Linked DNA regions of Mus musculus: region 1 is linked to region 2. A link is a contact called in ENCODE POLR2A ChIA-PET data. All regions are on one chromosome and are shown on one strand. Each heading gives the region's core, a stretch centred on a gene start or an enhancer-like site at or near the end of the contact. The rest is flanking DNA. Distances are from core to core; before and after follow the strand shown. Region 1 holds the start of Mrpl43 (mitochondrial ribosomal protein L43). Region 2 has its middle 17 kb from the start of Slf2.

Evidence for each region. ChIA-PET counts read pairs that join two places held with the same protein, here RNA polymerase II (POLR2A).
Region 1: POLR2A ChIA-PET joins it to region 2 with 13 read pairs in Patski. The contact joins the promoter of Mrpl43 here to the enhancer-like site in region 2. POLR2A ChIA-PET finds 5 or more read pairs at or near these places in 2 of 5 experiments (Patski and embryonic stem cell).

The regions. Positions count from the first base shown.
Region 1 is chr19:45,002,525-45,007,855 of GRCm38, forward strand. Mrpl43 (mitochondrial ribosomal protein L43) reads right to left here and starts at 3,918. Exons shown (of 3, transcript NM_053164.3): 1 at 3,740-3,918; 2 at 3,539-3,645; 3 at 2,490-3,416. The coding sequence starts at 3,870. The coding sequence ends at 3,175. It overlaps Twnk (twinkle mtDNA helicase), which reads left to right and starts at 4,034. Exons shown (of 5, transcript NM_153796.4): 1 at 4,034-5,331. The coding sequence starts at 4,606. It overlaps Sema4g (sema domain, immunoglobulin domain (Ig), transmembrane domain (TM) and short cytoplasmic domain, (semaphorin) 4G), which reads left to right. Exons shown (of 15, transcript NM_011976.1): 15 at 1-871.
Region 2 is chr19:44,911,153-44,916,521 of GRCm38, forward strand. No RefSeq gene overlaps it. Among named protein-coding and RNA genes, the nearest start is that of Slf2, 17 kb to the right of the region's middle. Within about 2 kb of position 3,844, at least 1 of the 3 ENCODE cell types and tissues checked has a DNase peak (open chromatin) inside an H3K27ac peak, as active enhancers do.

The sequences.
Region 1 (5,331 bases), core at 2,668-5,167, 91 kb after region 2:
GGGGCACCCTTGTCTCACCTATCCTAGATTCAGGGCACCCTCTCAATTGCCACCTTGCTATCTCTTTCCAGCCCCAGCCCCGTGTGGTAACCCCCTGGCAGGAGACTGGGAGGAGAAGCATCAGTGCTCTCCTTCCTCCGCAGCCCTGGAGTCAGCCTCCCTCCTCCTCTCATTCACATGTAAGGCTGCCAGGGCTCCAGGCATGGCCTTTCCCAGATCAAGTGCTTACATTTCCACCCACATGTACATTCTGAACTTCCCCCTTGCTGCCTCCGTCAGACCTGTGTCTACTAGGTTTGGTCCATGGATATTTCAAAGGAAGATTTCCCTTCCCATTTATCGGTCCTCACTGAACTAGGACAAGTGGCCAACACTGCACTCAATGAGCCAGCTTCCCTCTTAGGGACCAAGTGATTGCTTCTCCTAGGCCAGAGCAGGAGGAAGTGATCTGCTATCTCACCTGGCACATGAAGCCCACTCCTGGAACTATGCAAAGGGCAGAGGCTGGGCGTGTGGATGCTTGGCTCCCATCCCTGTCCTACCTCACCAGGGCACTTTCAAGGTCCAAGGGCCTCAGATGTCTCCAGGCCCACATGGGACAATCAACCCTGACTGAGCCCCCCATTCCTCTTGGGTGAGGATGACTGTTATTTTTGTAGCTGAGAACGTGGAACCCCACGAGTTTTTACTGTCCTTCACCCATACCTCTCCCACCTCCACCCCACAATGAATGTATTTATTGTGAGAATGGCTGTACTTCTTCAGGAATGCCCCCACTCATCACCCAGGTGGGTGGAACAGGCATGTGATGGAATGGGGAGCCTGGGCTCTGCTCCTCCTGACATTGGCTAATAAATGCCCTCTTTCCCCACAGCTTTGAGTGTCTGCTTGGTCTAGACTGGCTTTACCAGAAACAGATTTCTGGCTTATGGAGAAGGTGCTCCAGAGATTTCTTCATCTAGGGGTAGCTTTGGGAATGAGATCTGCTTCTGCCTTTGCTGAGTCGGGCAGGTACAGGGACCATGAGTTAGGGGCTCATTTTACTCCCTGATGATGATGTTAAGGGGGACAAAATCAGAGCGGCTCAAGAAGTCACAAGGATTCCCAGCGTTTGCTCCTGGCCCCCCTCCTGTATCTTTGCAGACAGGGAATCTCACTGTTATTTGAGCTGTTGCCAGCTCCTAGATCTGTGCAACTACTGATGCACAATAACAGCTCCTTGTTGTGTGTGTGCACATATGCTTGACCATGCCAGGGTGCATATGTGCAGGTCAGAGGACAAGGCCAGAGAACCTGTTTGCTGCTTCTCTCACTATGTGAGATCTAGGGGGACCAAACTCAAGTGGCCAGGGATTGCCTTTATATATCGAGCCATCTACCCAGCTCTGCCTTTATATCCTGAGCCATCTACCCAGCTCTGCCTTTTTTTTTTTTTTTTTTTTAAAAAGACATGGTCTTACTGTGTAGTCCTCACTGGCTTAGAACCCTCTATGTAGACTAGGTTGGCCTTGAACTCATCTATCTGGCTGCCTCTGCCTTTCAAGTGTTGGTGATTAAAAGCTGTACCACCACATGAAGGCCTTTCCCTTCCCTCTCTGACTCCCCACTGCCTGATACCCTTAAACACCATGAACCCTGGAACCATCCAGGTCCCCAGAACCATAACAGACGGTCACTGATTGCTGTGTGGTTGCTGAGCATTGAACCCCAGGCCTCCAGAAGAGCAGCAAGTGGTTTTAACCCCTGAGCCACCTTGCAGCCCTTGCCTTGATTACCGTAAGTCTGGAAGCCGCTTCCTGCTGGCTGTGCTCCTCCCCAAGCTTTTCAGCACGTCCCACTCCTCCATCCAGGGAGAGACATGGCTCCGTTCTGTGAGGGGACCTGCTCTGAGATGCTGAGTCACACTGCCTTTGACACTAACCATTGAAAGGTTTTATGTTCTGCTTCTAGTTTGGAGTTAAAAGACTGGCTTATGCTGAAACTACGCCTACACCGTGAGCCGAGCACAGTGGCGCACACCGTTAGTCCCAGCACTTGGGAAGCAGAGGCAGACAGGTCTCTGTGAGTTTGAAGCCAGCCTGGTCTACATAGTGATCCTGGACAACCAGAGCTACATAGTGAGATCTACATCTTGAGAAAAAGTACAAATTTTTGAATTGTGACTTTGAGAGGCTAGAGAGATGGCTCAGGTGGATAAAAGACTGACTGTTCTTTTAAAAGACACAAGTGCAATTCCCAGCACCAACATGGTGGCTCACAACTGCCTGTAACTCCAGTTCCAGGGGACCCTACACTGTCTTCTGGCCTCCATGGACACTGCATGCGCACCGTGCACAGAAATACATGCAGGCATGTATTTATACACATGATAGATAATCAATCTTCAAATATAGTCTTTTTTTTTTAAACACTGCTTTTTTTTTTAAAGATTTATTTATTATATGTAAGTACACTGCAGCTGTCTTCAGACACACCAGAAGAGGGAATCAGATCTTCTTACAGATGGTTGTGAGCCACCATGTGGTTGCCGGGACTTGAACTAAGGACCTTTGGAAGAGCAGTCGGGTGCTCTTACCTGCTGAGCCATCTCACCAGCCCCTTCAAATATAGTCTTAATGACTTCAGTTTTCTTTTTCTTTTTTATTTCATTTTTAGTTTTTGAGACTGGGTTGTCCTGGAACTCACTCTGTAGACCAAGCTGGCCTTAAACGCAGAGATTCATCTGCCTCTGCCAACCAAATGCTGGGATTAAAGGTTATGCACTACCAACGCCAGGCTCATCTTCAACTTCCTAAACTGCACACAAACACGGATATAAGGTGCCTTGCCCAATGCCATACCAGCAAGAGCAACAGGGCATCCCGTGTCCTTCAGAAGACAGCCTCCAGACTCTTTCATGTGTTTTGAAGTCATTATTATTCGTATTTCAGAAAACACGGTCCTTGTACAAGTGTTGTACACTTCTCACATCTCAGCTTGCAAGGAGGCCAATTGAATCAGAATTAGGGTATTCACAAGGTCACTGCACCTAGCTACAAGTGGGCAAAGGAAAAGGTTCTTCTTTATCTCAGGCCACGCCCCGGCTGGTAGGCTCCACCCACCTACTCGGCCTGAGCTTGAAATCCAAAAGAGGAACCAATCCTATCCCTCTCACGGTCCAAAGCGCCTGGTTCTTTACTGTGCTTGCATCGAAGCTGGAGCAGAATCCCGGAGTTCTCTGGGCCGCAGCCCGTGGAGGGCAGTCCGTTTGTTGGTGAAGGGGTGCCACTGGCCCTGGATGCTCGGGTTGTCCGTGTGGAAGGGCTTGCGGATGCGGATCACATCCAAGCCGGACTGGTCTGCCAGCTTCTGCACCAACGACTTGATCTCCTCCACCGACTTGCTGTTGACGTTTTCCTCGCGCACAGCCCCATTAACTGGGAGAGGGACGTGGAGGGGATGAGTGGAAGGCGCCAGGTCGGAAATCAGACAAACAGAACGCAGCGGGCAAGCCGGGATCCCGCGCCGCCCACCCCCGCCCTAGCTCGGCCCCACTCACGGTATTCGGCCACTATTCGTGGCATGGCGCACGGGCGCGGGTTCACGTATACTACGACTCCTGGGTTCCGTCGGGCGAAGTCGGTCACCTCGCGTTCCACGAACTCCCTGCGAGACCCGGCGAAGGTGAGTACGGTGGCCCGAACCCAGCCCCATAGCTCCCCGCCTCCCTTTCCGGCGCTCCCGCTTCCGCGTGCCTCACCTGGCGCCGCGGGACGAGGGCGCATCCCGGCTGAGGCTGAGGCTGAGGCGCTGCAGCTGCTGCACGTAACGCCCTAGCCCATTATGGAGGACGCTGGTCAGAAAGCGGCTCGAAGTCCCGCGACCGGTCATGGCTACGGTTAGAGAGCCAGGACGCGGAGCCGGGGGGCGGGACTAACCGGTGACTTCCGGTTCCGGGGTTGTGGCATGGGCGCCCTGGAGAGTTTTGCTTCCGGAGTCACCGCGAGTAGCGCGTGCGAGCGGGCGACCCACGTTGCGGACAGAACACTAGAAAGGAGAGTGGTGACGCGAAGCTGGGGGCGGGAGCGTGGAGCTTTGAAGTGGAGGGCAGAGCAAGGGAGCCAGTGAGGAAGCCGGGCCGGAGCGCGTGACCTCCAGCAGTGTGGAGAGTGCCTGTGAGCGCTGGGGGCTCGGAGCGCCTGGAGTTGGGGTTCAGACGGGATGCAGAAAGCGGTAGAGATGAGGTTAGCCAGGAGAGTCCGTAGAGGGGTAGTAGACGTGAAGAGATGATACAGAGAAGCCGTTTAGATCGAGGGACCGTAGAAGGATCTAGAAGTGAGCTGGTGGAGAGAAATCCGTAAAGGACCTAGAGATAGGAGAATCCTCAGAGAGAGGCGTAGACGCGAAAGGGCAGTGTAGGTGTGTAGGGATGAAGTAGCAATACACAGGCAACCGAGGGGAGTAAGAACTGTGTTCGTGAAGAAGTTTGAGGAGGGATAAAGAGAAAAGCCAGTAGGAGTGATTTCTGCGAGTGCCTTGTAGAAGGTTTCCTAGGGTCTGGTTTAGTGAAGGCACTGAACCAGACAACAAAAGCTTTTGCAGTAGTGGCGTCCCACTCCATTAGGAATGTGGCTTCTTCTCCGACGTGCATATCCCCTCCGGATCTTGCTGCCACTGCGTGGCGAGTGGGTGGGTAGGAGGGGCCTGCCCAGAAGCTTGGCGCCAGGCCCTCCCCGCAGAAGGTACAGAAAAGAAGCGCTCCCAGCCTTAGAGATGCCAGTGTCGCCGGTGACTACGACTGAAATCCGCCAGTATTTACGTGCACATGGGATCCCCTTCCAGGATGGCCACAGCTGCCTTCGAGCACCAAGTCCCTTTGTGGTGTCCTCAGACATCAAAAATGAGAAAAAGGACGCTCCCACTTCCTTCTGCCTCTTCATTGACAAGACCACAGGACACTTTCTTTGCATGACCAGCCTAGCAGAAGGGAGCTGGGAAGACTTGCAGGCCAGTGTGGAGGGACGAGGGGATGGGGCCAAAGAGGGTGTCCTACTTAGGGAAGGCCCAGAAGCTGAGGTTAGGGAGGAGGTCTTGAGGATCTGGAACCGAGCCATACCTCTTTGGGAGCTTCCAGACCCTGAGGAAGCCCAGCTAGCTCGTGTGATGTTTGGCCTTACCAAGGTGACAGATGACACACTCAGGCGATTCAGTGTCCGCTATCTTCGATCTGCTCGAAGTCTGGTCTTCCCTTGGTTCACCCCTGGGAGCTCAGGATTACGTGGCCTGAAGCTACTAGGGGCTGAGGGTCAGGAAAATGGAGTACAGTATGTAGAGACCACCATCCCCCGGCCT
Region 2 (5,369 bases), core at 2,594-5,093:
GAATGGATTATTTAATAAATGGTGCCAAGTCAACTTCCACCTAGAAGAAAATAAAACTGGATTCCTATTTTATACTACTTACAAGTATGAACTCTGTATGGATTAAAGACAAATGTGAAAAAATAAAAGACAATAACAATCTTAAAAATTTAGGAAGCTACAAGCTCGATACGGAGACAGGAAGGTGTACTTAATAAACCAAGACGGAAAACCCAGAAGCTATATAAAAAAAAAAAAAAAAAAGACGTATTTTACCTCGTAACATTTTTTTTTAAGTTTTATATGGTAAAATAAAAATAAAAACAATAGACAAAGGTCTGGAGAGACGGCTCAGAGGTTAAGAGCCCTGGCCGCTCTTCCAGAGGACCAGGGTTTGATTCCCAGCATCCACATGGTGGTTCACCACCATCTGTAACTCCACCTCCAAGACATTGATGCCTTCTGGCTTCTGGCTTTTGGCTTCTGTGGGCACTGCATGCACATGGTGCGCAGACAGACATACAGGCAGAGAACATCCACACACATCAAGTCAAATAAAATGATGTTTTAGACAGACAAATGACAAACTTGTAAGGAGAGGTGAATAATTAAAAGCAATAACGAAGGAGGTTTTATAAGTAGACAAAAGGCAATCAAACCAACAACCCAACCGAAAAGGGAGCAACTGGCAACAGCGACAGCAACACGAGCATCCTGAAAGAGCACTCAGGTGGTCAGTGCGCGTGGGAGGAGGAGCTCACAACTGTTAATACACAGGGAAATGCAAATCAAAGTGAGACGTTATTTCATCTGTTTCGGACTGAAATTAAACCGAGGGTGGTTTCCATTGCCAGGATGAAGGACACACAGTTCTCACACTGATACTAGACGGACATTTCGATAACCCTTTGTAAACTGGTAACAGCTTCAGAAACTGAAAATATGTATTCTTTTTGATCCATCAATCCCACTCTTAGGTACCTAGAAATGAAAGCACTGGTATGTAAGTCTATGTAGGAACATATGTACATCTGGGTTTTGCCCGTGTGCATGCGCGAGCACACACACACACACACACACACACACACACACACACACACACATACCCAGAATCAGTGTTATTTGCACTCGTCATTGTCTCACAACCGGGGGTGGGGGTAGGGTGGGGCAGGGATGGAACACTAATAGGGACTATATAATCTGTATTTAAAGTTAGAAGAAAGTTCCCTTTAAAGATTTATTATTTTTTATCCATGGGTGTTTTGCCTGCATGTTTGTGTACTTTGTGGACACAGCACACACAGGGGCCAGAAGTGGGTGTCAGATGCCCTGGAACTGGGGTACAGATGGTTATGAACTGCCATGTGGGTGCTGGGAACTGGGAAGGGAGTACGAGGTCTTAACTGCAGCCCCACCTCTGCAGGTCCCAAAGGGCCAACTTCAACATCTAGAGATTTCTATGGTGTAAAGCCTCCCATTTGCCCAGTGTCCCTAAAAACAAAAACAAAAACAACAAAAAAGCAAAAAACGAAACCAACAGGTTAAGACAGACATGACAATCAGTCCTAGAGAACTGAGACTCCAACATACCCATCCTGTGGATAAATTCTACCCCAGCTGCATAGCTGTTGGTGAGGCACTGAGAACAATGAGACAGTCCTTCAGAAGTCTTCTTAGTTAATTTTCAAGGGGTCTGTTGAGTGGAAAAAACATAAAACATATATTGATAAAATTTGTATTTGTGTACATATTCTAATTGCACGATTATATGAATTAAAGAGGAGCTAAGAGAAAAGTTAAATAAGCCCATAGTTATGTAATACACGGGTATATGTATTTAAAAAAAATTTAGAGAGGGTTTCACTATATAGCCCTTGATGGCCTGGAACTGGTTATATAGACCATCATGAAGATCTGCCTGCCTCTGCCCCTCTGCCCCTCTGCCCCTCTGCCCCTCTGCCCCTCTGCCTCTCTGCCTCTCTGCCTCTGCCTCTCCTCTGCCTCTGCCTCTGCCTCTCTGCCTCTGCCTCTACCCCTCTGCCCCTTTGCCCCTCTGCCTCTCTGCCCCTCTGCCCCTCTGCCCCTCTGCCTCTCTGCCTCTGCCTCTGCCTCTGCCTCTGCCTCTGCCTCTACCTCTGCCTCTCTGCCTCGCTCTGCCTCTGCCTCTCTGCCTCTCTGCCTCTCTCTGCCTCTGCCTCTCTGCCTCTCTGCCTCTCTGCCTCTCTGCCTCTCTGCCTCTCTGCCTCTCTGCCTCTGCCTCTGCCTCTCTGCCTCTGCCTCTCTCTGCCTCTGCCTCTCTGCCTCTCTCTGCCTCTGCCTCTCTGCCTCTCTCTGCCTCTGCCTCTCTGCCTCTGCCTCTCTGCCTCTCTGCCTCTGCCTCTCTGCCTCTGCCTCTCTGCCTCTCTCTGCCTCTCTGCCTCTCTCTGCCTCTGCCTCTCTGCCTCTGCCTCTCTGCCTCTCTGCCTCTCTCTGCCTCTCTGCCTCTGCCTCTCTGCCTCTCTCTCTGCCTCTCTGCCTCTCTGCCTCTCTGCTTCTCTGCCTCTCTGCCTCTGCCTCTCTGCCTCTCTGCCTCTCTGCCTCTCTGCCTCTCTGCCTCTCTCTCTGCCTCTCTGCCTCTCTGCCTCTCTGCCTCTCTGCCTCTCTGCCTCTCTGCCTCTCTGCCTCTCTGCCTCTCTGCCTCTCTGCCTCTCTGCCTCTCTGCCTCTCTGCCTCTCTGCCTCTCTGCCTCTCTGCCTCTCTGCCTCTGCCCCTCTGCCCCTCTGCCTCTGCCTCTGCCTCTGCCTCTGCCTCTGCCTCTGCCTCTGCCTCTGCCTCTGCCTCTGCCTCTGCCTCTGCCTCTGCCTCTGCCTCTGCCTCTCCTCTGCCTCTCCGCCTCTGCCTCTGCCTCTGCCTCTGCCTCTGCCTCTGCCTCTGCCTCTGCCTCTGCCTCTGCCTCTGCCTCTGCCTCTGCCTCTGCCTCTGCCTCTGCCTCTCCTCTGCCTCTCTGCCTCTGCCTCCTCTGCCTCTCCGCCTCTGCCTCTCCTCTGCTGTGCGGGAATTAAGGGCATGCACCACCATACTTGTCCTATATAGAAATATTGTCAGCTAAGAAAGAAAGAAATGAATTATATTGAGCCTCTTACATCTGCCCAGTTCCTTATCAGGCTGTGGATAGCAGACCCTTTGGAATATAGGAACGTGTGAGACATAGTTCCATCCTTTGGTTCAGATAGAAATGTAAAAGCCAATACAAGGAAATGTATTATCTGTAATTTGGTGTGAACTAAATACAATATAGGGACAAATAAAATAAAGGTGGACATTTTACAAAAACTAAGCACACTGCTCCTCCTTAAGCCTTCTTTGGCCCAAGTTCGCTGCCTGGACAGACACCCCCACTTCCAGAAAACTGCTCTAGGTTGGACCCACTTTCTTCTCATGAAGGAATGACCTTGCAGGCCTCTTTAGCTCCCTGTACCCTGCCTGTCCCTAAAGATATCTTTCAGCTTTTACTGTTTTACTTGGTAACTGATTTACTGCTAATCACCATGGAAACGGGGGTAGAAAATGTGAAGAAGAAACAGGAAGCCACACCGAGTAAAGAATTTTCCCGGTGATACAAGGCTTGGTTCTGGGGACCGGCTCTTCCTTTCCAGCATGGCTCCCGGAAGGCTTCTCTGGGTACTACCCATCTGTCCCAGAGCCCCATTTTCCTCCCCATTTTCCCTCTCCTTGGGTAACCTAGGGGAAGATCTATTACTTCAAGGAGGCTCAGTTCTTCTAGGCCTGTCTTTCACTGAGGTTTTTGTCTTGAGATAGCACAAGGGGGGCGGGAGGAGGCAGACAGCAATCTGTGTCTCCGAGCCAGGGTTATTAGCTAAATCCCTGTAAATCCCAGTTGGCCCCAGCAGCCTTTCTCCAGGAAGTCCCAGCCCCTAAGGAATGTTCCTCCCAGAGAGGCCTCTCAGCTGGTGAAAATTCCTCCCGCCAATGCATAGCTCTACCACCTGAGAACTGTAGTCTCCTTATGGCTAGTAGGGGCTACCTCACTGCAGTCACAAAACTGGTGAGCATCATTGGCCAGAGAAAGGGTAGCTTACCTCCACGGTTTTATTTGTTTATTATTTTTTAATAATAATTAAATAATTTATTTTGTTTATTATTAATTTGTTTATTATTATTCGTCGTTTTTGTTTAGCCTGTGTTTTGAGACATGGTCTCATGATGTAGCTGTAGCTGGCTTGGAACTTGCTATGTAGACCAGGCTGGCCTCAGACTCATAGACATCAATCTGCCTCTGACTCCTGAGTGCTGGGATTAAAGGCCTGTGCTACCATACTGAGCCGTCTTGTTTTAAGACTTATTTGTTTTTCTTTTATTTATATGGGTGTTTTGTTTATATATGTCCCACATGCATGCAATGCCCAAGTAGGCAAAAAGAGGGTGTTGGATCACCTGAAACTGGCTGTGAGCTGCTGTGTGGGTGCTGGGAACCGAACTAAGGTCTTACTGCTGATTCGTCTCTGCAGTCCCTTTTTTGTTTTTGAGACAGTCTCATATAGCTCAGGCTAACCTCACACTTAAGATGTAGTAAGGGCTGGCCTTGAACTGCTGATTCTCTTGCCTCTGCTTCAAGAGTGCTGGGATCAGAAGCAAGCACGACAATGCCTGGCTGTTACCTCAAAGTTAATCATGGCACTGTGGTTTGGGGTTGGGGGATGCACACTCCACACACAGTATGTCTGTAGAAGTCAGAGGACAGCTTTCCTGGGAGGGTTCTTGCCTTCCACCTTGTTGGGCAGGGTCTCTCATTTCTGCTACTTCACAGGGTACTTTAGGCTACCTGGACTTCCAGGCAACTTTCCTGTTTCTGCAACCTGCCTCACTGTCGGAGTATAGGATCGCGATGCCTACTCTGGGTCAGTGTTTTACATGGGTTCTCAGGATTAAATTCAGGTCATCAAGTTTTGGAGACACACGCTTTTACCTCATGTGTCAGACTCAGCTTTGTTTTGTTTTGTTTTAACTCACTGTTATACATATTTCATTGATTATATCCAATTTTTTACATTTATCTAGCTTCAAGCTTCTTCAGGCATTTATATAAAGTACTAAATTGCACAAGAAAACATCCAGAAGGATTGTTGCTGTGGTTTTTCTGTTCCCCCAAGACAGGGTTTCCCTGTATAGCCTTGGCTGTCCTAGAACTCTGTAGTCCAGGCTAGCCTCGAGCTCAAGAGATCTTCCTGCCTCTGCTTCCCAAGTGCTGAAATTTAAAGTGTGCACCACCTCCGCCTGGCAGAAGGATTGCTTACAGAGGCAAAGGACATAGTTTCATTAGTAGATCCAATATCAATTCCATGGATCAGTAAGCTGAAAATGTAAAATGGAGAATGTACGTTTTTCACGTC